Linked DNA regions of Homo sapiens: region 1 is linked to region 2. A link is an interaction called in ENCODE POLR2A ChIA-PET data of the cell type or tissue named here. Cell type or tissue: MCF 10A. All regions are shown on one strand.

The links. Peaks named below come from ENCODE experiments on the same cell type or tissue, not always from the same donor. Only the 100,000 strongest peaks of a DNase experiment are listed, where the experiment ranks them.
Region 1: POLR2A ChIA-PET joins it to region 2 with 5 read pairs; 2 of 35 experiments call an interaction of 5 or more read pairs at or near these places.

Annotation. Positions count from the first base shown.
Region 1 is chr17:37,569,330-37,571,829 of GRCh38, forward strand. It overlaps SYNRG (synergin gamma), which reads right to left. Exons shown (of 22, transcript NM_007247.6): 9 at 2,462-2,500; 10 at 1,308-1,556. Among named protein-coding and RNA genes, the nearest start is that of SYNRG, 39 kb to the right of the region's middle. In MCF 10A, a CTCF peak has its summit at 1,352 (motif pointing left); a DNase peak (open chromatin) is centred at 1,402.
Region 2 is chr17:37,429,508-37,432,007 of GRCh38, forward strand. All of the region lies in intron 4 of TADA2A (transcriptional adaptor 2A), which reads left to right. Among named protein-coding and RNA genes, the nearest start is that of TADA2A, 24 kb to the left of the region's middle. In MCF 10A, no CTCF peak of the experiment used is centred here; DNase peaks (open chromatin) are centred at 674 and 1,014.

The DNA of each region.
Region 1 (2,500 bases), 140 kb after region 2:
AACCCAGGAGGCAGAAGTTGCAGTGAGCCGAGATTGTGCCACTGCACTCCAGCCTGGGCGACAGAGCAAGACTCTGGCTGAAAAAAAAAAAAAAAAAAAGCTAATCTATACATTTGTAAAATAGCTGAATGATATTCATTGGGTTACTGAGCGCCTACCATCTTTAAAAGATATATCTAGCCGGGTGTGGTGGCGGGCACCTGTAATCCCAGCTACTTGGCAGGCTGAGGCAGGAGAATGGCTTGAACCTGGGAGGCAGAGGTTGCAGTGAGCCACGACCGTGCCACTGCACTCCAGCCTGGGCAACACAGCAAGACTCTGTCTCAAAAAAAAAAAAAAACTAAAAAGGAAAGGTCAAAATGCTACAAAAAAAAAAAAAAAGACATACAGCTATATCATGCATGTTTGCAAATTAAGTGACACAAGCTCATCATAACCAATCACATACATGTACAAAGAGTGGACACTGACTCCTAATCCCACACTCCAGAAGTACTGTTAACAGCTCATTTGTTTTAAAGACAAATGAGATTACACTATATTGCTCTATACTTTAACTATATAACAAAGACACATTTCCATGCAGTACATGTAGATCTATCTCATTCAGTTTAATGATTACCACTGTGTGAAGGAATTGAAATTTATTTAACCTTTCTCCTCCTGTTGGATATTTAGCTATTTCTACTTTTTACTCTAACAAACAATGTTACAACAAAAATTCTTGTATATCTTTGCTAATTCGAGTTACTATTCTTGGGATAGATTTCTAATAATGTGACTACTAGGATAGAAGATATAGACATGCTGAGGCTTTTTTTTTTTTTTTTTTTTTTAAACTCAGTCTCCTTCTGTTGCCAAGCAGGAGTGCAATGGTGTGATCGTAATCATAGCTCACTGCAGACTTGAACTCCTGGGATCAAGTGATCCTCCTGCCTCAGCCTCCAGGGTAGCTGGGACTACAGGTACACACTATCATGCCCAGCTCAACATGTAGAATTTTGATTGCTATTGCCAAGTCTGCCTTTCAACAAGGCTGTACCAATAAGCCTAGAGTGTATTAGTCACTTTTACCCTACTTTTTCAATGACATTAAATATTATATATTTAAAACATTTTTGCTAATCTGAGAAGTGAAAAACTAAAGTATTTTAATTTCAGGTTTAGCAGTTTTTCTGAAAGATACAACCTAAGAATTTAAATGTGCTCACCATAATCCAGTAACCTACTCTATGTATCCCCGGAAAAAATGGTGCCCAGATTCACTTTCAGTGATTATCTGAAATATGCACAGCTTCGCCATTTACCTGATTTGCAGGGTAGGTTGGTATGAAACCACTAGAAGCCTGGGCTGCAGCTCCACCCACTGGTCCAACAAGGTTAATGCCCATGACTGGCTGTCCAAGGCTGAGGGGCATGGAGCCCGCAGGACCTGAAGGTATCACAGTTGGCTGACTCACCGGTGTAGGCAGAGTCATAGAAAAGCCACTTAAAGTTGGAATAGGAGCTGCTGGGAACTGGTTTAAAGCATCAGGACTCATTGCAGGAACGCCCCTCTACAAATGATAGAAAGAAAATGGATTAGAGGATTGTAAACCACATACGGTCGAAATCTGGCAGAGACCGAAAGGTAAAAAAATCTGTAGCCTTTGCATGTTTCCACTCCAACTCTCAAAACTCATGAATTTGATTTAAGAAAAAAAGTTACAAGGTCAATGCAAACCTAATACTTAAGAAAGAAATGGCCAACACATATCAGTTCTGACATTTTCACTTTCTGACAAGTTTGGTTAATTCTATATGATCAAATCATTTAAAATGACTTTGCAATAAAAGAAAAATTTATACCAGACTGAGAATACTTTATCTGTATCTATGAAATTTTAGAGAAGAATTTCAAAACACAGAGTAATTTCACCTATTACTGACTAACTTTCAAGTTCAGAGAATGTTAATATTAAAAGTCTTTAGGCCAGGCGTGGTGGCTCATGCCTGTAATCCCAGCACTTTGGGAGGCCGAGACAGGTGGATCACTTGAGGTCAGGAGTTCGAGACTAGCCTGGCCAACATGGTAAAACCCCATCTCTACTAAAAATACAAAAAGTAGCCGGGCATGGTGGTGGGTGCCTGTAATCCCAGCTACTTGGGAGGCTGAGGCACGAGAATCACTTGAACCCGGGAGGCGGAAGCTGCAGTGAGCTGAGATCTCGCCACTGCACTCCAGCCTGGGCAACAGAATGAGACTCAGTCTCAAAAACAAACCAAAACAAAAAGTCTTTAAACAAAGGAATAACTTGCTATTATGCACATCTTATAAACTCTACATTTTTGAAGTACTATATCCTGAAAATGATCTAAATTTTAATGTACAAGGAGTTACACAATGTAGTAAAAAAGATTTCATATCCTTGCAATTTATATTAATAAAGTTATTTGATCTAACTTAAGAAACATTGTTTACCTGTGTTACCGCTATCATGGCTAGAACGGTATAAAGTTC
Region 2 (2,500 bases):
AGGGGTTCAAGTTATCCTTCCACCTAGGCCTCCCAAAGTGCTGGAATTATAGACATGAGCCACCATGCCCAGCCAGAGAACATCTTTAGAATTGGGCCTCCTACAGCACTGCAGTATATTTACTTCAGTCTCTTAAAAGTTTAGAAAGGGTGAATCAGCATCTCTGAGCCTGACTATTGGTGGAGTCCTATTAAAATGAGTTTCTGGGCTTATAATATTCAGGGTCAGATTCTAGGCCACAATGAATTAATCAAAGAACCAGTTAGAGTTCTTGGGAGCCAACTAACTAGCCTTCCTCTATCCATCTCTAAACAATTTCAGTCTTTTAATGGCTTCAGTAATTGTAAGACTTGGAATAAATTTTTTCCCCCTTTAAATGCAAAAATGAAGGGTTAGGAGACTGTTCAAAGTAGCTGTGGATTTGAGTTAATTTCACCAAGGTTATCAGGTCTTCAGAAAGCTGGTTTATTTTTCCCAAATTAATGCGAGAATACCTAGAGCCAGAATACAAATTTATTCATTCACATTGTGAAATAACTCCTTAAGGGATAATTCAGTATAGCTTGGGTAGGTTGGTAGTCATGCTTATTCACTGTAGGAAAGCTGACCATGAGCTTTCTTTAGCTATTCTGGCATCATGTCTTCTTCATAATGCTGAAAGCACTGACTAAGTTTCACTCCACATCACTTCATTCTGATTACATCATCCTTTTCTCACGTATTCAACACCCATACAATCACATTTCAGAGTACTGTCCTTTACTTTGGGGAGCTTTTGGGGGTTACTAATACTTCCTTTTTGTGGCCCATCTTATTTATTCCCAGTGAATCTTTCCTTCTATAGGCATGATGACCAAATTTTAGCTTTCTACACAAAACTTGATTTTTTTGCCTCAGATAACTTTAAATGGTTTTCAGTACTTTTGTCATGTCACAGAGCTGTATTTTTGGGAGTTACTCATGCTGTGGTAGGTGGTGTGTTAACCAGGATTTCTGAATTCTATGCCTATTTTTGTCTTGTAATTCTTAGAACTTTGAACAAGTCAAGGCAGCTCTTTCTGCCACACCCTTTTATACCAGTGATTCTTAAACTTCAGTACATAAGAACTGCCTGGGAGCTTCTTATAAATGTAGATTTCTAGACTCTTCTGTGAGAGATTGTGGTTCAGAAGTGCTGAGGTTTGGTCCAGGAGTTGAATAATATTAATTCAACTTTTTGTAAAACTGCCTTGTGCCTTCTTTGGTGTGTCTGTGATGTAGAAAGTTTTTATTGTTTATCTCACAGTAAAGTTGGTTGAGAAACAATTAATATTCTAAAATACAGTTTTACAAATGACAGTCTCTTCAACTAATGTGTGTGTTGTCATATTTACATGTCTTTTGGTACTTGCTGAATTGAGAGTGATTATGAATTTAGTATAGATATAGACTCTGAAATTTCTCTGTTGGATTTCATAATACCTCATGTGCTAGATATATTCGTAGTACGTGCTCAGATGAAAATGTGTTGCTTATTGGTAGTGTAATCTCACAAATCATGACTTTTTTTTTGTCATTAACAAAAGGTATAACAAGTTCTAAGTGCCTGTGTAATCTGAAGACCTCCTGTGTGGTCTTCAGATTATTTTTTTTTTACTTGTTATTATAGAAAAGTTCAGATATACACAAGAGAGAATGATGTTTGGTTATCTATTGCTATGTAACAGCTACCTCAAAACCTCATGCTTAAAAATGACCATTTTATTATCTCCCACAGTTTTGTGGGTCAGGCATTCAGATTAGGCACAGTGAGGGTGGCTCTTGGCTCCACATGATGTACTTAGGCTGAAAGTCCCAAGAGGGTTATGAATTTAGTATAGGCATAGACTCCAAAATTTCTCTCTTGGATCTCATAATACATCATGTGCTAGGCATATTCATAGTACGTGCTCAGATGAAAATGTGGTTGTCATTGTAACCAACTACTACATAATGGTAATAAATTTCCGTTTACCCATCACTAACTCTTAAAATTATTGACTCGTGGCCAATCTTACTTTATCTAAACCATCACCTTTTCTTTTATCTTTTCTTTTTTTTTTTTTTGAGACAGAGTCTTGCCCTGTCGCCCAGGCTGGAGTCCAGTGGGTTGATTTCGGCTCACTGCAACCTCCGACTCCTGGGTCCAAGCGATTCTCCCGCCTCAGCCTCCTGAGTAGCTCAGATTACAGGCACACACCACCGTGCCCGGCTAATTTTTGTAGAGACAGGGTTTCACCATGTTGTCCAGGCTGGTCTTGAACTCCTGACCTCAGGTGATCTGCCCACCTCGGCCACCCAAAGTGCTGGGATGACAAGCGTGAGCTACTGCACCCAGCCTAAACCATCACCTTTCTAGATTATTTTGAAGCAAGTATCCTAGACAGTATATCATTTCATCTTTCAGTATTTCATTAGGTCTCTACGTAATTCTAGTCACTTTTCACATTCCCCGTCATTTCATAAAGGCTTAATATCTAAA